Regions from separate parts of the Homo sapiens genome. Here regions 1, 2, 4 and 5 are each linked to region 3. The links are chromatin contacts, found by Hi-C or POLR2A ChIA-PET in ENCODE. All regions are on one chromosome and are shown on one strand. Each heading gives the region's core, a stretch centred on a gene start or an enhancer-like site at or near the end of the contact. The rest is flanking DNA. Distances are from core to core; before and after follow the strand shown. Region 1 overlaps PHF21A (PHD finger protein 21A). Region 2 holds the start of ARHGAP1 (Rho GTPase activating protein 1). Region 3 holds the start of NUP160 (nucleoporin 160). Region 4 holds the start of ATG13 (autophagy related 13). Region 5 holds the start of LRP4-AS1 (LRP4 antisense RNA 1).

What was found. Hi-C counts contacts between places; a loop is a spot of excess contacts on that map. ChIA-PET counts read pairs that join two places held with the same protein, here RNA polymerase II (POLR2A). Pooled maps may share reads with other maps.
Region 1: a pooled map shows a loop between it and region 3 (3-fold over the local background). The contact joins the enhancer-like site here to the promoter of NUP160 in region 3. A Hi-C loop is called at or near these places in 1 of 50 pooled maps. POLR2A ChIA-PET finds 5 or more read pairs at or near these places in 2 of 52 experiments (GM10248 and GM12878).
Region 2: a map of naive thymus-derived CD4-positive, alpha-beta T cell shows a loop between it and region 3 (16-fold over the local background). The contact joins the promoter of ARHGAP1 here to the promoter of NUP160 in region 3. A Hi-C loop is called at or near these places in 1 of 168 maps with a recorded cell type or tissue (naive thymus-derived CD4-positive, alpha-beta T cell), 1 of 37 single-sample maps with no recorded cell type and 9 of 50 pooled maps.
Region 4: a map with no recorded cell type shows a loop between it and region 3 (25-fold over the local background). The contact joins the promoter of ATG13 here to the promoter of NUP160 in region 3. A Hi-C loop is called at or near these places in 2 of 37 single-sample maps with no recorded cell type and 6 of 50 pooled maps.
Region 5: a pooled map shows a loop between it and region 3 (5-fold over the local background). The contact joins the promoter of LRP4-AS1 here to the promoter of NUP160 in region 3. A Hi-C loop is called at or near these places in 4 of 50 pooled maps. POLR2A ChIA-PET finds 5 or more read pairs at or near these places in 3 of 52 experiments (A549, K562 and activated B cell).

What each region holds. Positions count from the first base shown.
Region 1 is chr11:45,928,407-45,933,571 of GRCh38, reverse strand. PHF21A (PHD finger protein 21A) reads left to right here. Exons shown (of 19, transcript NM_001352027.3): 19 at 1-4,253. LARGE2 (LARGE xylosyl- and glucuronyltransferase 2) reads right to left here. Exons shown (of 14, transcript NM_001300721.2): 14 at 4,476-4,942. The coding sequence ends at 4,727. Among named protein-coding and RNA genes, the nearest start is that of LARGE2, 8.3 kb to the right of the region's middle. RefSeq lists enhancers at 2,985-3,074, 3,425-3,614. Within about 2 kb of position 2,976, at least 18 of the 41 ENCODE cell types and tissues checked have a DNase peak (open chromatin) inside an H3K27ac peak, as active enhancers do; they include GM12878, where a contact is called at or near this core.
Region 2 is chr11:46,697,740-46,702,178 of GRCh38, reverse strand. It overlaps ARHGAP1 (Rho GTPase activating protein 1), which reads left to right and starts at 1,560. Exons shown (of 13, transcript NM_004308.5): 1 at 1,560-1,628. It overlaps ZNF408 (zinc finger protein 408), which reads right to left and starts at 1,148. Exons shown (of 5, transcript NM_024741.3): 1 at 1,080-1,148; 2 at 503-780. The coding sequence starts at 1,131. RefSeq lists an enhancer at 1,065-1,354 and a silencer at 1,685-1,804.
Region 3 is chr11:47,846,594-47,851,597 of GRCh38, reverse strand. NUP160 (nucleoporin 160) reads left to right here and starts at 3,248. Exons shown (of 36, transcript NM_015231.3): 1 at 3,248-3,379; 2 at 3,639-3,750. The coding sequence starts at 3,280. RefSeq lists enhancers at 1,159-1,208, 1,239-1,288, 2,751-3,310.
Region 4 is chr11:46,614,950-46,620,058 of GRCh38, reverse strand. ATG13 (autophagy related 13) reads right to left here and starts at 2,506. Exons shown (of 19, transcript NM_001346311.2): 1 at 2,169-2,506. HARBI1 (harbinger transposase derived 1) reads left to right here and starts at 2,832. Exons shown (of 3, transcript NM_173811.4): 1 at 2,832-2,935; 2 at 3,678-4,491. The coding sequence starts at 3,822. RefSeq lists a silencer at 2,246-2,540 and an enhancer at 2,520-2,699.
Region 5 is chr11:46,843,003-46,847,706 of GRCh38, reverse strand. LRP4-AS1 (LRP4 antisense RNA 1) reads right to left here and starts at 1,296. Exons shown (of 3, transcript NR_038909.1): 1 at 1,208-1,296; 2 at 990-1,097. CKAP5 (cytoskeleton associated protein 5) reads left to right here and starts at 1,427. Exons shown (of 44, transcript NM_001008938.4): 1 at 1,427-1,487. RefSeq lists enhancers at 1,033-1,152, 1,607-2,184, 3,243-4,148 and silencers at 1,363-1,442, 1,623-1,772.

The DNA of each region.
Region 1 (5,165 bases), core at 1,727-4,226, 1.9 Mb after region 3:
TACTTGCCGAGCCGTTTGTTTAGGTAGAGAAGACAAGTCCAAAGAGTGTGTGGGCTTTCCTGTTTCTAAACTTTCGCTACTATAAAACCAAAAAAAGGAATTGAGATTTCACCAACCCCAGTGCCCAGAAGAGGGAAGGGGAGTGGCTGGAGGGAGCAGGGGGTGGGACAGTGTATCAAATAAGCAGTATTTAATCACCTCTGGCGGGGGCCTCGTGCAAGGGGAGACTGACACCAAGAACAGCCAGTAGGTTCTTCTCCCCTGCACTCTGCTCCCTGCGCGGTAACCCCACCACTCCTGAAGCCTGCCCAGTCTCCTTCCTTCCCTGCTTGGTGAGTCGCGCATCTCCGTGGTTATCCCGCTGTCTCCTCTCCAAGAACAAGCAGAGCCCGGGCCACTGGCCCTTGCCCAAGGCAGGGAAGAAGGATGTGTGTGTCCAGGAAGGAAAAAAAGGTGGATCAGTGATTTTACTTGAAAACAAGCTCCATCCCTTTTCTATATTTATAAGAAGAGAAGATCTTGAGTGAAGCAGCACGCGACCCAGGTGTGTGTGAATTGAATGGAGACGTTTCTTTTCTCTTTCTTTAATTTTTGTTTTTGTTCTTTTTTTCTTTAAGGAAAGTTTTATTTTACTGTTCATTTTACTTTCTTGGTAACAAAAACTAAAATAAGGAATAGAAAAGCTGTTTTTCAGGCTGACAGTCCAATTAAGGGTAGCCAAGACCTTGCATGGTAGAGTAGGAATCATAGTGTCAGTGAGGTCCCGTGAGTCTTTGTGAGTCCTTGTGTCATCGTTCGGGCACTGTTTTTTTATGCAAGGGCAAAAATCTTTGTATCTGGGGAAAAAAAACTTTTTTTTAAATTAAAAAGGAAAATAAAAGATATTGAGGTCTTCCTAGTGTTACTTAAATTAAGATCAAGGTAAGAAACATTGTAAAAAAAAATTACAAAAGTGCTATTTGTTTCCTAAAAACAGTGATTTCTATTAAAAAGGTGTCAGAACTGGAGAAAATGCCGTGTAGTTATAATTTTTTAGCACAGACCCTGCTGATCACGATGACATTTTGCCGTGTGTGTGTCTCTAGACTGGTGGGCCAGTCTCCTTGAAGGACAGAGGCGGAGCTCCCCACCCTTCTCTCTCCTCAGAAAAGACCGTGCTCTCTTCTTGGTGCAGGGATCTTGTCTCCTGTTGTGAAGCCCAAATGGAAGCGTGGATGGTATCAGGGCCCTACCCGTGGTCTTCTCAGATTCTGCTAGAGCAAAAGGCTGGTGCCTAAATAAGATCCCTTCCTTTGGTGCTGCTTTTGGTCTTTCAGCCACCAGCATTATGAGTGCCTGGGGGACACCTCCGAGGGAACTGGCCAGCGGAGCTCTGTGGTGCGCACGCACCCTGGCCGTGACAGGAGGGTGCGGGAGTACAGGCTGGCTGCATCAGCCCTTGGTGCTTAGAACAGAGGAGGAGTGACATGTTTTGAGGGTACGTCTCTGAGACAGAGCCCCAGCGTGGCCTTCGCTCTGTCTTGCCTTTGGGGAGAGGTCTGAAGCTCCCACTCCTTTCTCTGCCTGTTGGCTCCAGGCACCAGAAATTTACTCCACTCCACCCACCCACAAGCCTCCTGGGTGACCCTGGGCTAGAATTGCTGCGCTTGCCTCGGCTTGGCCGGTTGTGGCCTCTCCTTGAGAAAACCAGGGTTGTGAAAGACTCAGACCATTCTCTCATCTTGCCTTGTCAGAAGTAAATTGTGTCAGATTTGTGCTCTCGCTGGAGACCTTTGCCCCTTGCGTGCCCCTGGCCGATGGGAGGGCGGTGGAGGCTCTGTACCCTGGCCCTGCTGGAGCATCTCCCCCAAGCCCACTCCAGGCCCTGGGAATGGCCAGAGTCTAGGAGAGGTAGAAACGATCCTATCAGCTTCTCTCCCACCCAATTAGGCCCAGAGAGACAAAGACAGATCTGAAAGCAAATGCAACAGAGAAGAGACACTTCTTAGAGTAAAATGTGTCTCATCTCTATCAGCCATCGCCTTTCATCTTCCCAGGGGCCTCAGAAGAAGGAATTAAGTTAGGCTGAACAGGCCTCAGAGTTAGGCCCTGGCTGCTTGATTGGCTGAGGGGGAAAGAGTTCCCTTTTCTCATTCAGAAACCAAGGTGCTGTGTCTAGTCAGGGAGCCTTGGAGATGCCTGGACTAGTTGGAGGAATCGTTGGCAGAGGATCAGAGACCAGCAGCAGGCTGTCTGCCCTGTCTAGAGCTCTTCCCCTCAACTTGTCTGGGCCCATCTGGGGGTTGCCACACAACACCTAACTTACCTTTTCCTGAAAGAAGTTGGGAAACCATCATCACTAGAGGCCTTTGCTCAGAGAGGAGCTGCCTTAGGAGTCTTGGGTCGGAGGACGGGGCTAGGAATTGACCAGGGCTTTGCCTGCCGCCCTCAGCAGTGTCGGGTACATTCTGACCTCGCCTGCAGCTGGGCTGTGGATTCTTCCTGACATTCAGATGTGAGCTGTTTTGGGAGTCAGCTAGTATGGAGTACGAGATGCAACCCAGCCCCCAAACCTACATTCTGCACTCAAATTCCAAAACACTGCTTTACTGTAAAGAAGAGGCCCCTGGCACCCAATCTCCCTGTCCTTCACTGTCCCCTCAGACCTGGGCGGGGAGGGGGGGGGGCCTGTGACCACCTGAGACATACGCTCGTGACACTGCCCCACCCCAGCCACCTCCACTTGCTTCCTCCTCCTTCCCTCCGCTGCTCTTTCCCCACGGCCCAGAATTTAGCTGCTCTGACAGCCACTTTTGAGACCAGCTGGCTTTGTAGTCACTTCAGAGAGCTGGAGCGGCTGCCCACTGGGCCCTGACTGGGAGTCCCCTGCCAGCTCCTGATCAGGCGCTGCGCCCTGGTGGCAGTGATGACTGGGAGTCCCCTGCCAGCTCCTGTCCAGGCGCTGCATCCTGGTAACAGTGAGGCCATGTTGCTGTCATCTCCACCTCTGCATTCTTGCTGCCTGTGGGTCCTTTTTCTTTCATGGAGCCTGCTGGGTCTTGTCTCACCTGTGCTGAGCTCCTCTGGGGTTTTGATTTCTTCCTTCCTTATCAGGCCCTTTGGGGTAAGCCTGCTGGTTGTACCTGACATAGGGAGGCAGTTAGGGGCAGTCCCTGGTGGGGCCGCCCTGGCAGCCTCCAGCTGGCACCATCGTGTGCCTGGTTTCCCTGCAACACCTGCCTCTCTGTCCCTGCTGCTGCTTGGCTCAGGCCCAACAGGCAGCGTGCATGGAGGTGGTTACACACAGCTGTTTCCGTGAGGGTGACCGTGTCTGCAGCACGCTTCCGTCTCCGCATGCACGGCTGCCTCTCCAGCCACCTCTGATACTTCTCTCTTGGGGCCATCAGAGCCTCCCTTGGGCTGTCACCTCCCAGCTCACACACACTCTTCAGTGGTTTCCTCTCTTCATTCTCTTATAGGGCGTGGTCCTTCTTATTTATCTAAAGGGCTGAATTTAGGAGACTTTTTACCCAGGGGCAAAAGGCTCTTAGGGTAATGAGATGGATGGTGGCCCAGGTGCATTTTCCAGGGCCTGGGTTCTCCAGATCCCGTGGCTTCTGTTGAGTGGAGGCAACTTTGCTCTGTGTGAACCTCGCCCCTGTCCCTCTGCCGGGCACCCCTGGCAGGAAGCAGGACTCCCATCCTCACCCTGACTTAGACTGTCCTCTGAGTCAGCTCCTCTCCAAGACAGGAGTGGGCAGCCCTGGGCAGTCTTCTGGCCCCTTGCTAAAGTGAGGGGCAGGAAGCTGGGGCTGCCCTCCAGAAAGCCGGGGTAGGAACTCTGAAAAATACCTCCTCTAAACGGAAGCAGGGCTCTCCAGTTCCACTTGGCGCCCCCTCCCACAAGGCCCTTCCTCCCTGAGGACCCCACCCCCCTACCCCTTCCCCAGCAGCCTTTGGACCCTCACCTCTCTCCGGTGTCCGTGGGTCCTCAGCCCAGGGTGAGCTGCAGTCAGGCGGGATGGGACGGGCAGGCCAGAGGTCAGCCAGCTCCTAGCAGAGAAGAGCCAGCCAGACCCCAACCCTGTCTCTTGTCCATGCCCTTTGTGATTTCAGTCTTGGTAGACTTGTATTTGGAGTTTTGTGCTTCAAAGTTTTTGTTTTTGTTTGTTTGGTTTTTGTTTTGAGGGGGTGGGGGGGGATACAGAGCAGCTGATCAATTTGTATTTATTTATTTTAACATTTTACTAAATAAAGCCAAATAAAGCCTCTCAGCCTCATGGTGTTGGGTTTGGGGCAGGGGAGGGTGGGCAGGACACATTCCAGTCCCAGCCTCTGCCCTCCCTGACTGGCTGTCTGGGGGTGGGGGGCGGGGGGGTGCTTGCCCTTAAGGGCCCAGGCCCTCCTGTGACCCCAGCTGGATGTAGCACCTCCCTTGTGCACTGACGCCCTAGCCCCAGAGTGCCCTTGCTCCCCCAAACCAGGAACACAAAAAAGATGTTTTAAAACTTTAATTATGAAAAAGGGATAAACAATTCAAGATGGGGGAACCAGCCCCAAACTGGCTGGGGCAGAGAGAGACCAGTCCCCAGCCATACAATAGCAGCAAGGGGAAGACCCCACCCCACAGATGCTCTGCCCCAGCCCTTCCCAGAGACCTTAAATAATTTAAATAGCAGGGATGGCGGAGGGCAGGTTGCCCTGGTGTCTGCCCAATGCTAAGATGAGGGGCAGCGCCGGCCCAGCCTCAGCCTCGGGCAGGGCTCTGGGGCTGCTGCAGGGCTGGGAGGTATTTGAGGGCAGCAGCCCCATGGTGGCGGGACAAGTCCTGGTGGAATTCGTCCTTGAGGGCCTGGAGGCAGTCACGATAGGTGGGGCTGGAGCGGAAGCGGGAGATGTCCAGGCTTGGAGCGTGGGGCAGATGGATGGTGAAGGCCTCGGGCAGCACCAGGAGCTCATATTCCTGCAGGGTGGGGCAGAGGAGCAGTGGCTGCCTGGCTTGCCTGGCCTGCGGGGAAGGTGCAGCTCCAGAGAACAGGCTTACCCTGTAGCCCCTGAGAGCTAAAGCAAGGGCCAAAGGGCAGATTATTTTAATTCCACAGAAGGGGGACATTTCTAACAGTGTTGCCTAGTGGTGTGGTCCCCCATGCAGGTGTCGTGAGTTCCCTGGACCTGGAGGTGCTCGA
Region 2 (4,439 bases), core at 311-2,810, 1.1 Mb after region 3:
AGGTTGCAATAAGGCGAGATCGTGCCACTGCACTCCAGCCTGGGCGACAAAGCAAGACTGTCTAAGAAAAAAGAAAAATAAATAAAATAAAATGGTACTTATTGTGCAGTGAAACCTTTTATCTTCACTATTTCATCAGCTCCTCCATATAATCCCAAGAGAGCCACTGCTTTGTTTCACAGATGAATTAAATGCGGCACGTAATTTAACCAGCTAGGTGACAAAGCTGGAATTTGATCCCATGCTTTCTTAATTCCAAAAACCTTAGCTCTTGACCTTCCTCACTCACTGCTGACACTGTATGATTCCAGCTTTCAACAACTTTTCAAACCTCGATTCTTTAACTACTGCTGCTGAGAGGAGACAGTCCTGAAGAGAAGGGACAAGACTATCTCCTATCTCTTGAAATACTCTCTTTCTTCAAATTGAAAAGCTGTCTAGCAATGTCCAAACCTCCCCTACATTTTCAAGGGCGGAGGGAAGTCGCTCTATCCTTCAATACCTCCTCCTGCCGTGGCTTTACTCCCTCGCCCTTCTCCTTGGAGGCAGACTCCTCTTCCAGCGGCCCCCACAGCAGGCCGGGCTGCAGGGGGTCCCCGACACACCAGACCCCCAAGCGCTGTTCCTTGGCGAGTGAGGGGCCAAGGGCCAAGCCCCGGGGAAGGCTCTTTAAAGCGAGGATGTCTCGGGTCGGCTCGGGTGGGACGTCTTTGAGGCCCTGCGTACAGCCTTCTCCGGAAGGGTTCCATCCTAAGTCCAGGCCCAGGCGCGGCTCGCGGGCTGCAGAGAGAAGGGAAGACAGTGAGGGAGCCACCCAAGAAGGTGGGAGGTGGGGAAAAGTGTGGGAGGAAACCGCAGGTCCAGGTGGGCCTGCGGAGCCCGAGGGACAGGTGAGGGCTCTAAGGAGGGCCCTGAAAGTTTTGAGGAGGCTCAAGGGCTCTTCAGAAGCCCCCAGCGACTCTGAGGGCACTGGAGGATCCTGGGATCCGGAGGAGAGAAGACTGAGGAGAAAGCTGACCACAGAGCGTCAGATCCACCTGGGCCAAGGTTGAGGGTCGCGGACATCGCAGGTCACTCACCGAGTTGCAGCGCCTTCTTCCCCTCCAAGAGCAGCTCCTCCGCCTCCTCCATTCCGGGTCAGAAAGCCTCCCTACGCCGGAAGTGAGCTTCCTCTTCTCAGCTCCTCCAGGAAACAGTCACGGACTTCCAAATTTTTTTCTCAGGAAAGAAGCCTCAGAGCTGGACCTCATTGGTGCACAGGACTGGGAGTTTGGGAGTACTGGGGAGGCAGAACTCTGTCCGAGAGCAATGCGAACCTCGGATTCCGGAGGTGCACCAGTGATTCGACTAGCTGGGAAAGCGGAACTAATTGTTCCAGCCATCTCTTTGGGAGCGACGAGTCGGACAGTTATGCTGTTACCTCCCCGAGGCAGGAACTTAGGCGGGCATGTGCAGGAAGTGGGCGGGGCTCCTGGAAAGGCCATGTTTGGGGCCGGAAGTGGGTTGGAGGTGTGGCGGAAATGGTTGGGGATAGAAGAGAGCGGGAGGGGGCGGTTCCCGTTCCACCGCGGAGCCGGATGTTTGCCGAGCCTTGACAGGCGTGGCAGAGGGAGCAGTGCCCGAGCGCGGTGAGCTGCTGGGCGCGGGGTCTCCCCGGGTGGGGATGGGGAAAGGAAAGGAGCTGGCCAGGTCGTCCGAAGGGATGGGGTCCGGATGGGGAGGACCGGAGCAGATCCGAGGAGGGGAACGGGGGTGGAACTGGGCTCAGAGGCCTGGCCTTCCTGCAGGGTTTCTGCCCCATTTTGGCGCCTGCAATAAGAGGACTTAATCATTTTCACTACCTTCTTCCTGCCTTCCCCAGGGCAGAGTCCAGGCCGGATCGCTGTCATCCAGCAAGCCGGCGGGAGGGGGAAATCTCCCAGATCTGATCTGGCAAAGCACTAAGAAGAAGAAATTTGGGGGAAGTGTTCCTCCTTGCCACTTATTAGGCCACGCTTTCAGTTCAACTTATTTATTTTTTTAAGACGGAGTTTCACTCTTATTGCCCAGGCTGGAGTCTCGGTTCACTGCAACCTCCGCCTCCCGGATTCAAGCGATTCTCCTGCCTCAGCCTCCTGAGTAGCTGGGATTACAGGCGTCCGCCACCACGCCCGGCTAATTTTTGTATTTTTAGTAGAGACAGGGTTTCACCATGTTGGCCAGGCTGGTCTCGAACTCCTGACCTCGTGATCCTCCCGCCCCCGCCTCCCAAAGTGCTGGGATTATAGACGTGAGCCACTGCGCCCGGCCTCAGTTCAACTTCTTAATCTGTGAAACAGGATAATTGCAAAACGTAACCTGGGCTTTGTAAACCGTGAAGCTCTATGCAAACATAATTGTAGTTGAGAGTTGTAATTGCTGTTGTATTGTGGTGGGATTTGCAACTGGGAGGCCGATTCCAACGTTGAGAATATGATTTCTTTTCTTTTTTTTTTTTTAGACGGAGTCTCACTCTGTCGCCCAGGCTGGAGTGCAGTGGCGTGATCTCGGCTCACTGCAACCTCCGCCTCCCGGGTTCAAGCGATTCTTCTGCCTCAGCCTCCCAGGTAGCTGGGAGTACAGGCGCGCGCCACCACACCCGGCTAATTTTTGTATTTTTAGTAGAGATGGGGTTTCACCATCTTGGCCAGGTTGGTCTCCAAATCCTGACCTTGTGATCCGCCCGCCTCGGCCTCCCAAAGTGCTGGGATTACAGCCGTGAACCACCGTGCCCGGCTGGTCCTCTCTTTCCTCACTGTAAAATGAGCTTAGTAGAACATGCCTCATCAGTGCTATCGTGAGGTTGAGTTTGTGTCCCCAGTTCATGGTCCTATATAGGCCCTCAACAAGTGTGGGTTCCCTTCTTTACTTAGGAGATGAATTAATTGGTTCATTCATTCAACAAATGATAGCATCTACTATATATCAGGTGTCATTCTGAATAGACCAGAAGTTCTTAAACAGTGATTCTCAGAAGGTGTATGAACCTCTTAAAATTGCATACATCTCCTAAGTTTTCTTAGGGAAAAAGTCCACACATGTTACCAATTTCAGAAAAGTCTACAACTTCCTAAAAGTGATTGCCTAAGGTGATCCTTAAGATTTTTGTAAAGGTTTACCTGCTGAGAATGGAAAAATTAATCTCAGAGTTGGGTGTATTTTGCACAGAGTAGAGCAGGCTTGTGGGTGGCTGGTGTCTTAAACAGGCAGGATACTTCATTTCTACTACTTGATGTTAGAATTTCCCTGTGCTAGCTTCCTCACCCTCCCACTGAATGGGAGTTTAACTTCCAGGCTCAGAAGTTAAACTGTGGGTTGGGGGTAGTGGGAGGGGCCAGTCTGACTGGGAGATGGGAACCACTGGGCTTAGTTATGCTGGGAAAGGAGGTTATGTGGGGGCGTTGAGGGAGGTCATGTCTGGAAGAACTGACAGCATAGAAGAGCAGTCACTGGAAAAGAGGTGAAGTTCAAGTTCAGCTCCCTTTTAGATGGTGTCCTTCTCCCTCCTTCACATCCACCCCAGCTCCCAGCTGCTCCTTTTTTTTTTTTTTTTGAAACAGAGTTTTGCTCTTTTGCCCAGGCTGGAGTGAAGTAGCTTGATCTCAGCTCACTGCAACCTCCACCCCCTGGGTTCAAGTGATTCTCCTGCCTCAGCCACCTGAGTAGCTGGGATTACAGGCACCCACCACCATGCCTGGCTATTTTTTTTTTTTGTACTTTTAGTAGAGATGGGGTTTCACCATGTTGGCAAGGCTGGTCTTGAACTCCTGACCTCTGGTGACCCACCCACCTTGGGCTCCCAAAGTGCTAGGATTACAGGCATGAGCCACCGTGCCCGGCCCCGGCTGCTCCTTCTAATCCTGTTGTTCACTGCAGCACAAAGTATTTCTGAACACTGGAGAATTATATTTCTGGGAGGCGCCATTGCCTCTACAGAGGAGGAAATTTAGGCCCAAGTAGGAAAAGGACTTGCTCAGCATCTTTGCAGCTCACTGGCTTAGGCAGGATGATAATCCAGCTCTCCATACTACCTCATCATTTCATGGCATCAGCACCTACTTTGTGCAGAAAGATGTCTCTGGGATAGCTGTAGGTGGGGCTGAAGGAGCCCCTGGTCCCTGGGCAGTGACAGGCTGAATAGAAAGGGTAGAGAGAAGGCTCTGGCCTGGAGGGGGTTGCTTTGAGCTGGATTCTGTCTTTATTACCCAGCTGGAGGTCGCTATGGGGAGCAGCTCCCACAGCCTCCTGGCTGGATGGCAGGAAGCACATGTAGATATTGAAGGGTTGAAGGGTTGAAGGGTTGAAGGCTGAAGGGGAGTGAGGGAGCTGGGCTTTGGCATCACTCAGAGAAATGCATTCCTGACCGTGAGGGATCATTCTTCTCTGTGTTCTTGGGAAGGGATTATATTTTGGTGGTAACC
Region 3 (5,004 bases), core at 1,999-4,498:
TAAGCTTAGAAATAACAGTTCAGGCCAGGTGCTGTGGCTCACGCCTGTAATCCCAGCACTTTGGGAGGCAGAGGTAGGAGGATCGCTTGAGGCCTGGAGTTTGAGACCAGCCTGGGCAACATAGGAAGACCTTGTCTCTACAAAAAATAAAAAATAAAAAATTTGGCAGGGCATGGTGGCACAAGCCTGTGGCCCCAGCTACTCGAGAGGCTGAGGCAGGAGGATCACCTCAGCCCAGGAGTTTGAGGCTGCAATGAGCTGGGATCACATCACTGCACCCCAGCCTGGATAACAGAGCAAGATTATGTGTCAGAAAAAAGAAATAGCAGTTTAGTATTAGACAGATAATGTGGATGCCATTGATAACCCGGAAAAAAGCAGTTTCAGCAAGGCAGTAGAAGCAAAAGCCTGAAAAACATGGATTTAATGAGGCCAGATGCAGTGGCTCACGCCTGTAATCCCAGCACTTTGGGAGGCCGAGGCAAGTGGATCACTTGAGGTAAGGAGTTCGAGACCAGCCTGACCAACATGGTGAAACCCTGTCTCTACTAAAAATACAAAAAACATTACCCAGGCAGGGCAGCGCATGCCTGTAATCACAGCTACTTGGGAGGCTGAGGCAGGAGAATCTCTTGAACCCAGGAGGCGGAGGTTGCAGTGAGCCGAGATTGTGCCATTGCACTCCAGCCTGGCCAACAATAGCGAAACTCCATCTCAATAAAATATATATATATATATATATATATATATATATATATATATATATATATATATGAGAATGAGAGAGAAGGAATTAAAACACTCTTGAGTTTTGCTGTGGGTGAGAGGAGAAGAGATATGGAGTAGTAGCTGCAGAGAGTGGAGGTCGAGGGAATGTTTGTATGCTTAGTACATACAGTACTAAGAGAAAAGGGGAAAAGACTGAAAATGGAAATAATTGAATTGCTAGAATGATGTCCTTGAGCAGGTGTTCTAAGGAAGTAGAAAGGTTGTCTCTGCATAAGCTCAGAGACAGTTTATAGTAACAGGAAGGGAAGGCAAAATATGTGGTTACAGATGCTGGTAGGTGGGGAGATGTCATTATAGAGGAAGTCCTCCCTTCCTCCTTCCTTCTTTCCAGATGGGTGTCTTTCTGGCCATGCTGGAGCACAGTGGCAGGATTGTAGCTCACTGTATCCTCCAACTCCTGGGCTCAAGAAACCTCCTATAGCTGGGACTACAGAGGCACACAACTATGCCTGGCTAGTTTTTTAAAAATTTTTATTAGAGATGGGGGTATGTTGCCCAGGCTTGTCTTGAACTCCTGGCCTCAAGCCATCCTTCCATCTCAGCCTCTGCTTTAATTTTCTAAATGAAGAAGCAAGCTGAGAGTCAGGATGACAAAGGAGGCAATGGAGGTTATAGGAGTTATGAAATATTCATTTAGAACAGTAAATGGAGAAGGCAAATACAATGTGTTTGCTGGGCAGCATTATGGGCCCACTCAAGGTACATGGTCCTGATGGAGTTACAGGGAGGCATGTCAGTATGGGTGTATAGTTTTCTGTTTTCTTTCTTTTCTTTTTTTGAGACGGAGTTTCGCTCTTGTTGCCCAGGCTGGAGTGCAACGGCGAGATCTTGGCTCACTGTAACCTCCACCTTCCGGGTTCAAGCGATTCTCCTGCCTCAGCTTCCCAAGTAGCCGGGATTACATGAGCGCACCATCATGCCCAGCTAATTTTTCTTTTTTTCTTTCTTCTTTTTTTTTTTTTTTTTGAGACAGTCTCGCTTTGTCACCCAGGCTGGAGTGCAGTGGCGCGATCTTGGCTCGCTGCAACCTCCACCTCCCAGGTTCAAGCGATTCTCCTGCCTCAGCCTCCCGAGTAGCTGGGATTACAGGCGTGCACCACCATGCCCGGCTAATTTTTTGTATCTTTAATAGAGACAGGGTTTCACCATGTTGGCCAGGTTGGTCTGAAACTCCTTACCTCGTGATCCACCCACCTCTGCCTCCCAGAGCGCTGGGATTACAGGCGTGAGCCACCGCGCCCGGCTAATTTTTCTATTTTTGGTAGAGACCGGGTTTCACCATGTTGGCCAGGCTGGTCTCGGACTCCTGACCTCAAGTGATCCTCACGCCTTGGCCTCCCAAAATGCTGGGAGCCACGCCCGACCCGGGTGTATAGTTTTCTCCAGTCATGTTCAGCTACAGATTTGAATGTAGTCGAAGTTGTAGTTTTTACCGATGAAGAGTTAGGCAATGAAGTAATTTAATGGTATTCAGGATAAGAAAGAAACACCAAAGAAGTGTGGGACAGTGAAGATTTTGTAGAACAATGGATTCCAGGTAGAATGAGGGGACTGCACTGCCAAAGTTGGTGTCCCAGAGGGAGTGAAGTGGAAAGATAGAAAATGATGGTCGGAACCAGATAAATGAAACGGAGAATGACAGGGAATGGTTGTGGTCACTGGTAATAGAAGTGCTTTAACTTCTATTGGCTATCACTAAGGAACAAAACCTTCCCCGCTGGAGATTAGCATTTTCCTCGATTTTGAACATCTACTCCCACAATATCTTCTAAACACCCACTATGGGCCCTTACTGCATTGACAGCCAAGTGCAAGATCACGGGTGGAAGGAATGGCAAATTCCTTTCACGTATCCAAGTGAGTAGCACTCAGGTAACCTCAGCAAGTGGCAGCACCAAGGTTTACCACATTACGTTTCATTATACAGGAATACACGAATACAGTCTCTTGGGGAGGGGAAAGACCAAAACCAAAGGCCTTTCCCTCACTACCCCTTCCTCACCCCGCCATCCCAAGTGTCGCCACTGAAGAGCGAAGGGAGGATCGCCAAAGATTTACAGACGGACACCCTAACCGAGGGAGAGGTGACCATAAACCCGGGATCCGGCAGAGGACGCCGAAAGGCCGGGACTCCCCGGACCTCGCCCCTCCTGGTCGACTGAGCCCCGCGTTTTAGAAACAGAAACAAACCCGGCCCCGCCCCCTGCCCTGCGGCCGCTGAGAAAAGAGCACCGCCCTCCGGAGGCGTTCCAGCCGGCCACTGGAAGGTTCCCGCAGATAGAGTCTGCCTCCCCTGCCCCCTTCTCTTCTGGATTCCTCGCTGCCCACCCTCATTCTCCCGGTGGAAGCCTCGCAACGAAGGGCCGGAGCCGCCTTTCTGCTCCCGGAATGCTTCACCTGTCCGCAGCTCCGCCCGCCCCACCCCCGGAAGTGACGGCGACCGCGCGGCCCTGCCTTTGTTCCGTTGGGCGTCGCGGCGACGGCGGGAAGATGGCGGCGGCGGGAGCCCTGGAACGGAGCTTCGTGGAGCTAAGCGGAGCTGAGCGCGAAAGGCCGAGGCACTTTCGGGAATTCACAGTCTGCAGCATTGGTACGGAAATGGCCAGGGAGGGTGCGATCCCATCTGTCCCCTCGGGCTCCTCTCATGGGTCCCAGGGTCCCTGACGCCCTGTTTCATCCTCCTGAGTCCACATGCCTCTAGCCCCGGGATCAGAGATTCCTTGATGTCCGACGTTTTCCTCTTTTCTTTGTATGGGTTGTCAGTCTGTCACTCTCTGCTTTGTCAGCTCCCTTAGTCCCTGTCATTTCTCAGAAGACGCGTGTGCAGGCTGACCACGTTCATTTTGCAGGGACTGCAAATGCCGTGGCTGGCGCCGTAAAATACAGTGAAAGCGCGGGAGGCTTTTACTACGTGGAGAGTGGCAAGTTGTTCTCCGTAACCAGAAACAGGTTCATTCATTGGTAAGTGTTGTGGTTCGCCAAACTCCCCTGGAAGGTAGGGTTTGGTGTATAAATTTTCGTCGCTGTACCCAAAGTGCTATTCTAGAAGCGGTAATTGACACTTAGGGAAAGAGAAAGATTGTTTTTTCAGTTCGTATCAGAATCGGGAAAACTGAGACACAGAGTTCTAGAAGAGATACCTCTCCCCCTCCCCCCCCCCACCCCCACACACACATACACCAAGCAACACCAGAAGCAGAGGAAATGTAGCTTAGGGGAATAAAGCCCATAAGACCAATTTTAAACATGAACCCGTTATGTTTTTATAGTGCTTTACAGCTTCCTTCATTGTACAAATACGTTCGAGCTTCAATATGTCAGGCATTGTGCTAGGTACCAGGACGAAATGAACAAAACTGCAATTTTCATCATGCAAGACGTTGTAGCAATGTCAGAATAGATGTAGACCCACTTTTCATGGGGAAATTTTTTGGAGGAAAACTTGCCCTAGAGGAAAAATATACGGGTTATGAGAGGCTAATAAGAGGACCAAATATAATTAGTGGGGCAGGGAAAGGCTTTAAGGAATTCACAGTTACCCTGAGATCTAAAGGACACGAGGTTAGCCAGGCATGGGGAGTGGACAGAGAGGAGTCCAGCAAGTAGGATCACCATATGCAAAGGTCATGAAGTGGAAAGAATGTGGCGGGTTTGGAACTGACCAAAGATCTGTGTGGCTTAAGTGCAGTGGGTAAAACAGAAAGTGATGTGAGATACTGAGGCTGGAGAGGTAGGCAGGACTCGGACCATGAGGGACCCTTAGGCCATTTTTAAGGATTTTTGGATTTTATCCTAAGTACATTGAGTAATAATTGAAAGATTTTTAAAGAGTTACTAACATCAAAATTGCATTTTTGGATGGGAACAGTTAACACTAGGGATTCCAAAAGGAGGGAGGGAGGGGAGCAAAGGTTGGAAAACCTATCGGATACTGTGTTCACAACTTGGGCGGCAGGATCATCAGAAGCCCAAACCTCATGTATATAGGAATATACACACAATATACTCATGTAACAAACCTGCACATGTACCCCTGAATCTAAATTTTTTTAAATGTATTTTTAGAAGATCTCAGTCTACTTTGTGGAAAGTGGATTTGGATTAGATGGGTATAATACAAAAAAAATTTTGCTTTTATCATGGCCCAAGTAAGGGTTGCTGGTGGCTCAATTGTGGGAATGACTAGAAATAGAAAAGTAGATGGATTCAAGATAC
Region 4 (5,109 bases), core at 1,257-3,756, 1.2 Mb after region 3:
GGTCCTCAGAGGAATTTTTTTTTTTTTTTTTTGAGACAGAGGGGCGCTGTCTCCCGGGCTGGAGTGCAATGGCGTGATCTAGGCTCACTGCAACCTCCACCTCCTGGGTTCAAGCGATTCTCCTGCCTCAGCCACCCGAGTAGGTGGGATTACAGGCGCCCAACACTACGTCCAGCTAACTTTTTGTATTTTTAGTAGAGACGGGGTTTCACCTTGTTGGCCAGGCTGGTCTTGAACTCCTGACCTCATGATTCGCCTGCCTCGGCCCCCCAAAGTGCTGGGATTACAGGTGTAAGCCACCCTGCCCGGCCCCTTCAGAGGATTTTTAATAAACTGGCCCACATTTACTCTTCAGTTAAAAGCAAGAAATCGGCCAGGAGTGGTGGCTCATGTCTGTAATCCCAGCACTTTGGGAGGCCAAGGCGGGTGGATAACCTGAGGTCGGGAGTTCAAGAACAAACAGCCTAACTAACATGGAGAAACCCCATCTTTACTAAAAATACAAAATTAGCTGGGCGTGCTGGCACATGTCTGTAATCCCAGCTACTCAGGAGGCTGAGGCAGGAGAATCGCTTGAACCCGGGAGGCAGAGGTTGCAGTGGGCCGAGTTCCCGCCACCGCACTCTAGCCTGGGCAACCAGAGTGAAACTCCGTCTCAAAAAAAAAAAAAAAAAAAAAAAAAAAAAGCAAGAAATCTACCTTCCAAGGACATTAAAAAAAAATCAGCTAATTATTTAAAATAACCTTTAAATCCCTTTAGGGACTTAAAATCCTTTTAAATATTTAAAACCCAAACTTTAGAAAGGTTTGATTCCCTCTGGGCAGCCTCCTTTGCATTCCTCCTGGCTACAGTACCTCTATTCTCTCGCAGAATATTTTCAGTTTTTATTGGTTTCCACAATTTGATAGGAAGCAATGACCAGCAACTCTATGCACTCTCCTCCACTAAGCACATGCAGGAAAAATGACGGTTTATGTAAATTCATCTTACTTAGCTCCACACCCCATGTTGGAAGTTACTTTCGAATATTCCACACCTAAAGTTCAAGTAAACTTCCTTCGAGATTAAGCTCCTGGGCCGGACTCTGTGGCTTATGCATGTAACTCCAACACTTTAGAAGGCTGAGGTGGGAGGATTCCCTGAGCCCAGGAGTTTGAGATTAAAGTTAGCTATGAAGGCGCCACTGTACTCCAGCTTGGGTAACACAGCAATACCTTATCTCTAATAATAATAATAAAAATTTTAAAATCTAAAAAACTAAAAGACTTCTCCTGAGCTGATAAATGGAGAGTTGAAAACAACAAAAAAAAAACCTCATAATTGAGCTGGAGCCACTACATGCACACATGAAAAGGACTAACAGTCATAAAACAACACACAAAATCTGGAAGCTAATTTAGTGTAAAGGAAGAGCTTGTTGTTTCTTATTATAATACATCTCCCACTAAAGGTGTCCAATAAATTCTATCACCTTAGGAGATGAGTTTTAAACTAAGTGTAATGAGAAAATAGGTAATTTTTTAAAATCTCTTTTTTCTTTTTGGCTGCGGGGTGGCCAGAGAACGAAGAAATACCAAAAGTGAAATGCTACGCTGAATTGACCAGGCTAACTGGGAACTCACTGGAAAAGTGAAAACTGGGAAGAATTAGTGATGAGCTCAAGAAGGTGCTTAGCCACTTACCCAGAGATTTATTTAATGAGAATGGATCACAGGTTTCCACAGGTCGTTCCACTGCCAGTAAGAAGACAGTCGTGAACCATGGGTCCCTTTTTTCACTAGTCAACAGTCACCCTCACCTACACGCGGAGTACATATTTGGCACTCAGCAAATCTTGATTGAATGAAAACCTACCTCACTCATATTGGCACCCAACCCCGGAGTTATGGCCCCCCAAATTACCTCCAAAACGCCTGACGACCTAACCCAAGGAGCTGAAAAAGTGGAGAGGAAAGCTCTGGGGTGGAGGGGATTCTCTGCCAAACAAGCAGGGGCCAACGGGGCCTAGACCAACTCAACTTCCCACAGAAAACTCAGGGGCCCAGGGGATTGAACCGTGGCTAATCCCTTCTACTTCCACGAAGCAGCAGCCAAGGGGCCGCAGATCCACAGCCTCCCACCCGGGGGCGCTGAGAGATCTTGGGGTATCCCCCGCAAAAGTTAGTACCTGCGAAGCTGCGGCACAAAGAGTGGTTCCGGGCTCTCATTACGGAGGCCGGGACCTGGGACCGACCAGCCGCGCCTCCTGGCTGAGGGTTCCGCGCTCCGGAGCTGCAGTGACCGTACACGTCGCCGATAGACACCTAAGGCTTCAGAAGGGTCCTGGCTCGCAGGCCCCAGACGTTTTGCTCCTAAGACTCCGCGAGTTGTCGCACCCACGTCGACTGGCGCTCTTCAGTGCTTCCCTCACTGGTTAAGCGGTCACTCCCGCCTTAAGCCCAGCAGCCGGTCGCTTCCCGGCGCCGCCATCGTTAGTGTTTGTTTTCATCCGCTTCGGTAATGGCCGGGGGGGGGGGGTGAAAGAGGGCTACGGGGGAAATCCAGATGCCTAACCTTAGTCGCACTTTCGCTACAGTACGGACGCCCTATTTATTCTTTTAGTCCTCAAAATATCCATAAAAGTTGATTTTCATTCCACGTAAGCTTTCTTCTCCAATCTTTCTAAGCTACTCAAGATAAAACAAAGACGGAAAGGCGGTGTTTGAGAGAGAGAGAGAGAGACCGTTTGGGCCGCGTGTGGAATGTGCGGAGATGAACCGCAGGTAGCCGCGGCAGCGGCAGTGAGGGCGCGGCGCGGGGCGGGCGCTGACGCGGAAGGGGCGGTGCCGCTGTTGCGCGCCGTGGCGGCCTCTGTGCAGTCGCCGGTTCCGGAGGAGGGCCCAACCCGGCTGGGTGGGTGGGAAGTGTGGCTGGTAACCTGGCAGCCGCGGAGAGGTGGGTGACGGGCCTGGGCTAACTGAGTGGCCGGCGCAATCAGACTTTGACATCCGTTTTTAGGGTGCCCTTTAAAAGTGGCAGAGTCGCTTCCCAAACCTGGTTCGGCCAGCCTCTTTTTCGCTCCCGACTTCCAATGTGTCTGGTCTTCCGTACTTCCTGGCCCTCAGGTTCACGATTTGGAGTTCTTGGAGTGAGGGAAAAGCCTTTTGTTACAGCACACAGTGTACGTCCATAAGGCTGGGTTGTGGACTTTGGTTGTTTTTTTTTTTTTTTTTTTTTTTTTTTTTTTGCCCCTTCTTTTCTTGTTAGACTGGTTTGAACACCCCAGCATCTGTCCTGTATTTGTCAGGTGAAACCAGAAGTCTTTGGATAATGAAACCCGTGACCAATTCTTACCCAAGGTGGTTATGACATATGTCAGCTGCTTCTTGGCCTATATAGTTAGAAGCCGACCTCTTTTACCTTGTGAATAATTATGTCATCACCTCCATTATTCTTTTGGTGTTCTCAATTGAAATGCCAAGCATTAAATGAGCCACAAAGATTGAATTCCCATTATCCTTGAATCAGAGCAAGCCTGTCGTGCAGCCATGAGTTAGTGGAGAAAAATCCGGAGTTGTAAGTACAGTACGTTTTGCCTCAACAAAATGGAAATTTGTAGAAAAGGAGCTGCTCCAGCCTTTGAGTCACTTTAAAGTCTTTGGTAGGTTCCTAATGTTTTTTCTTTTAACATTTACAGAGAGAAGATTATAAATGGCAGAGCCATTTAACTGTGGTTAGCTGTTGGATTCTGATACTTTCTTAAAAATACGTTCTTGCACCAACATCTTCATTGGGAACAGTTCAGAAAAAGCAAAGAGGAGAGCCAACATTCACATTTACCATGGCTATACCAATAACAGTGCTTGACTGTGACCTCTTGCTATATGGCCGTGGTCACCGGACATTGGACCGTTTTAAGCTGGATGATGTGACTGATGAATACTTGATGTCCATGTATGGGTTTCCACGGCAGTTCATTTATTACTTGGTGGAGCTCTTGGGGGCGAATCTTTCTAGGCCTACTCAGCGATCCAGGGCTATTAGCCCAGAGACACAGGTCCTTGCAGCATTGGGTTTTTATACCTCAGGTTCCTTCCAGACTCGGATGGGAGATGCCATTGGAATCAGTCAGGCGTCTATGAGTCGTTGTGTTGCCAATGTCACTGAAGCACTTGTGGAAAGGGCCTCACAGTTCATTCGCTTTCCAGCTGATGAAGCCTCCATTCAGGCTCTGAAGGATGAATTCTATGGGTTGGCAGGGATGCCAGGGGTGATGGGGGTGGTTGACTGTATCCATGTGGCCATCAAGGCACCAAATGCTGAAGACCTCTCCTATGTGAACCGAAAAGGCCTGCATTCTTTAAACTGCCTGATGGTGTGTGACATTAGAGGGACACTAATGACCGTGGAGACAAACTGGCCCGGCAGCCTACAGGACTGTGCTGTGCTGCAGCAGTCTTCCCTCAGTAGTCAGTTTGAAGCGGGTATGCACAAAGATAGCTGGCTTCTGGGTAAGTTTGCAAGTGTGAATTTTCATTTTGTTTGGAGGCATAGAAAAGTTATGTAGGCTGGGGGCGGTGGCTCACACAACCCCAGCACTTTGGGAGGCTGAGGCGGTAGATCACCTGAGGTCAAGAGCTGGAGACCAGCCTGGCCAACATGGTGAAATCTTGTCTCTACTAAAAATACAAAAATTGGGCATGGTGGCAGGCGCCTGTAGTTCCAGCTACTCGGGAGGCTGAGGCAGGACAATCGCTTGAACCCAGAAGGCAGAGGTTGCAGTGAGCCGAGATGGCGCCATTGCACCCCCACCTGGGCAACAGAGCAAAAACTCCATCTCAAAAAAAAAAAAAGAAAGAAAGAAAAGGGACCGCACGTGTAGCTCATGCCTGTTATCCTAGCACTTTGGGAGGCCGAGGCAGGCAGATCACCTGAGGTTGGGAGTTTAAGACCAGCCTGACCAACATGGAGAAACCCCGTCTATACTAAAAATACAAAATTAGCCGGGCGTAGTAGCGCATGCCTGCAATCCCAGCTACTCGGGAGGCTGAGGCAGGAGAATCGCTTGAACCCGGGAGGCGGAGGTTGCGGTTAGCCAAGATCGCGCCAGTGCACTCTAGCCTGGGCAA
Region 5 (4,704 bases), core at 47-2,546, 1.0 Mb after region 3:
GCGGAGGTTGCAGTGAGCTGAGATTGCGCCACTGCACTCCAGCCTGGGCGACAGAGCGAGACTGTCTCAAAAAAAAAAAAAAAAAAAGCAGTATTGCAGTAAACATCCTTGTACATTTTTCTTTGCATACTTGCACAGATCTGTACGATAAATTCCTCATAGTGGATTACTGGGCCAGAACTAGATTATGTACATTTTAGTAACTGTCAAATTGTCCTCCTAAAGGTTTGTACCAATTATACTCTTACCAATATTGACTTTGAGTGTCCATTTTTCCAAATCTCTTTATATTTTTAAAAACAGAGATGGGGTCTTGATAGCAAGACCCAGGTTGGTCTTGAACTCCTGGCCTCAAGCAATCCTCCTGCCTCGGCCTCCCAAAGCGCTAGGATTACAGGCATAAGCCATTGCACCCAGCCTGTTTTTCCAAATCTTGACCAACCAAAGGCTGTTGAACTTTTTCATCTCTGCCAACTTGACAATGAAAAAACATGTAATTGTTTCATTTACTTTTATCCATCCTCTCTCCATCTTTTAGCCTGTTGGGAATCTACACATTCTTTAAATCCTAGGTTAAAAATTCATCTTCCTCACAGATCCTCCCCCATCAAATTTCTCCTGTCTCTAAGCATTTATAGCTTTTCATTTATACAGTTATTACACTGCTTTGAATTTTAGTGACTAGTCTGTATGTTATATTCCTCCAACCACTGTAGATTACAAATTCCTTGGAAGTAAGGACCTGAACTCATTCACAGAAACACTGAATGTAGAGCTAAGCTAAAATTCTGGAGATCATGTTAACCAAGCCTCTCGTTTTTATAAGGGAATATTAAGCATTTGCAGGATGCGTTACAGTTCACAAAGGCTTTTCTCAGACATTCTATTAGTTATATTAACTCCTCCATTAAATTGTAAGGGAAACATCGTTATCCCATTTTACAGATAAGGAAACAACTCCAGAAGATTTACTGAGAAAAGTGATTTACTCAGAACAGTTCCAAGGTCAGAATCCAGCATCCTGGCTTCATTCGCTGTTACTTCCACGACATCTCAGCTGCCTCTGGTTTCCCTCACAGCACTTAGCTTCACAATCTCTAGGGAATGAAATGACCAAAAAAAATTGTCGGGTGTTGACAGCAGCCTGAACATCTGTAATTAAATAAAGCAAACATGCTGACGACCAAGGATGCCCGGGTCTACACACATTCTTTCGCCTTTCTTTCTGGAGTCGGCAGACTTGCCCCCGGCAGCGACCAGCGTCCCCACCCGTGCAGGCGGCGTCTGGTCCAGAGGGAAACACGGCTGCGCGCGGCCCCTTTAAGGCTGCGGGCGGCGCGTGCCCACAGGCCTTTCAAATGGACCAATAAAAGTCCGATGGGCGGTCCGTCGAGGACCAATAAAGAACGAGGACACTGCGGGGTGTGCGGCGGCCCAAGCGGTTTCAAACGGCTTAGAGCAGGCCGCTTGGTTCTGACCCAGCTGAGGTGAGTGGTCGGTGGGCCTGCCCCACCCGCGAGGCCCTCGAGTGCAGGCATCGCGCGCGCAGAGGAGCCCCTGAATCCTGGGCGGCTGGAGGTCTCCAGACGCGCGCCCCACTTGCCCCACGAACCCGGCAGGTCTGAGGCGGCGAAGCGAGCCGGAGGCCGGGGGACCTGCGGCGGGCAGGGCCGGGGGCGTGGGCGCTCGTGTGCGGCGGAGGCCGGGGTTGGGCTCCAGGTGGCCAGAGCGCGCCGCAGCGTGGCGCGGGTGGCAGCGTCCGCGGGGCGCGGGCGGTGCAGGGCCGCGCCTGGCGGCAGCGATTTACCAAGACTAGGGCGGGGGCCCCGAGAGCCGGCCCTGCTAGAGTGCCTCTCGCGTAATTGTCAAGTGAATGAATAAGTAAGCGCCTACGAGGGCTGTGGTGGTTGCGAAGGGCCTTGTCGCCCTGGAGCAAGGACAGCGGCACCGGGGCCTGGCCGCACACCTGTGTCCCTGCTGGCTTGCTGCGATGTGAACGATTCCGATCATCCACCACCCCGCCCTTAACGACTGGCTTTCTCTCTCTCAACGTGTCGGGAGCGTTCTGGTGTCCTTCCAGCCCTGGAGGTGTTGGGGAACCAATACAATAGCCAGCAGTGTGGGTTGGGCCTTGCTACTTTAAGGTCGGGCTCGGTGAACTAGATTCTTACTTTTGAGCTCTCCCCTCTACTTGTAATCGTGGTAATTGTTGAGCAGGATTGAAATGCATTCCGTTGTGTTTCTTGGATAGAAAATGATGAAAGGGTTGTTGCCAGAGTGGCTAGTGTGTGTTAGAAAATATATTCGTGTTGATGAATCTTAACAATGAGTTTTTTATTCAGCATCAATAGAGGTTGAAGTGGTTTTTGCAGAACTTGCCCCAAATTTATGCGTGGCTCTAATTTAATTCTCATGGGACCAAGGCATCAAATCTTGGCCCAGAAATGCTGCCTGTCTTATGCATAATTATAGTAATTGAAAACTCATTTTTAGAAAGGTGAGCTCCTCCTTCCTCCATTTTCATCACCCTGAAAAGTCCTTCTTTTGACCTAAAGAGCCAATAAATTAAGCTAAGAATCTTTTGAAACTTTAAGAAATTGTAGAAGACTTTGACTTCTCTGAAGTGACTGGACAAACTGTAATGCTTTTACCAAATTTAATGATATAGATAAAGGTGAAATCAATTTATTTTGCAACCATAAGTTAAATCTAGTTGGTAAACTCATGTAAAAAAATTTTTAAATAAGATTTTAGGCTGGGCGCGGTGGCTGACGCCTGTAATCCCAACACTTTGGGAGGCCGAGGCGGGCGGATCACGAGGTCAGGAGTTTGAGACCAGTCGGGCCAACATGGTGAAACCCCGTCTCTCTCTCTCTCTCTCTACTAAAAATACAAAAAATGGCTGGGCGTGATGGCGGGCGCCTGTAATCCTAGCTACTCGGGAGGCCGAGGCAAGAGAATCATTTGAACCCGGGAGACAGAGGTTGCAGTGAGCCAAGATCCCGCCATTGCACTCTAGCCTGGGTGACAGAGCGACCCTCTGTCTCAAAAAAAAGAAAAAAAATTTTTTAAAAGGCTGTTCACTGAGGCAATGGCAAGCAAAGGTATTCCGTAACAATTAACATGCCTTTTACTTTATTCTCCATTACTTTAAAGTCTTGATCAGTTTTGAATTATGTTTGAATTATGAACAGTGGGTGTGGTAATTCCATCGCAGTCTTCTACTACTGACAGTTCAGTTTTAGCAGCACCTGTTTTTTTGGTGTTTTTTGTTTGTTTGTTTGTTTGTTTTTTACCTTCACGGTTTATTGTAAAGGATGCTACAAAGCATACAGATGAAGAGAGGCGTAGGGCTTGTAGGTATGGGAGAAGGGTGTGGAGCTCTTATGCTCTCATATGAAGTGTGTTTGAATATACCAACTCTCCTGTAAACTTTTATCTTAATTCCATCAACACTCACTTTCTTTTCCTTTTTTTTTTTTTTTAAGACAGAGTCTTGCTCTTTCGCCCAGGCTAGAGTGCAGTGGTGCGATCTCAGCTGACTGCAACCTCTGCCTCCTGGGTTCAAGCGATTCTGCCACCTCAGCCTCCCAAGTAGCTGGGACTTCTTGTGTGCACCACAATGCCCAGCTAATTTTTTGTATTTTTAGTAGAGACAGGGTTTCACTATGTTGGCCAGGCTGGTCTCGAACTCCTGACCTCAAATGATCCACCCGCCTCAGCTTCCCAAAGTGTTGGGATTACAGGTGTGAGCCACCACACCTGGCTAACCCTCACTTTTCTAACTGTAGCTTCTATTAGGACTTTATCAACAGGTTTTGTTTTTGCAATACTAGGTAGGGGAAGTGTTCCCCAGCCAGACATAATATCCATTCCTAATAAAACACATTTACATATAGGAGACACAGCTTCCAACTTTCATAGTTCTGTCAACACTTACATCTTTGTGTTCTCTCAATTTTTTTTTTTTTTTTTTTTCAATCAGATCTCACTCTTTCGCCCTGGCTGGAGTGCAGTGCTGCTATTATGGGTCACTGCAGCCTCCACCTCCAGGGCTCAGGTGATCCTCCCATCTCAGCCTTCCGGTAGCTGGGACTACAGACGTGCATCACCATGCCTGGCAAATTTTTTTAGTTTTTGTAGCGATGGGGTTTTGCCTTGTTGCCCAGGCTGGTCTCGAACTCCTGGGCTCAAGGGATCCTTTTGTCTCGGCCTCCCAAAATGCTGGGATTACAGGCGTGAACCACTACGCCTGGCCTTCTCTTAATCTAACTGTAGCCCTGTTCGGGGCTTCACCAATGGCTCTTGGTACTACTGTACCTGGGGCTTCCATATGAAGGAGTCCCAGGAATTTCTTTTTGCCACTCCCTGACCATTTTACCTACTTATATACAGAAGGCTTGGGGTCCCCAGCAGGTGGTTGAGCCAAGAGACCCTTGCCCATTTGCCAGTCTTTATCTTGACTCATCTACCTATTGTTTCCACAATTTCAGATCAGATTTCTCATTGTAATCTGCCTCCTGACTTACAATTTCTCCAAACTGGGGTAAATATAGCAAACTTGTTTGGAACCCCTTAATGGTGGGAGACCAGCAGGGTCTCCCTTTGGCTCCCAGGCTAGTCTTGAACTCCTGGGCTCAAGTGATCATCCTGTCTTGGCCTCCCAAAGTGCTGGGATTATAGGCATGAGCCACCACACCCTGC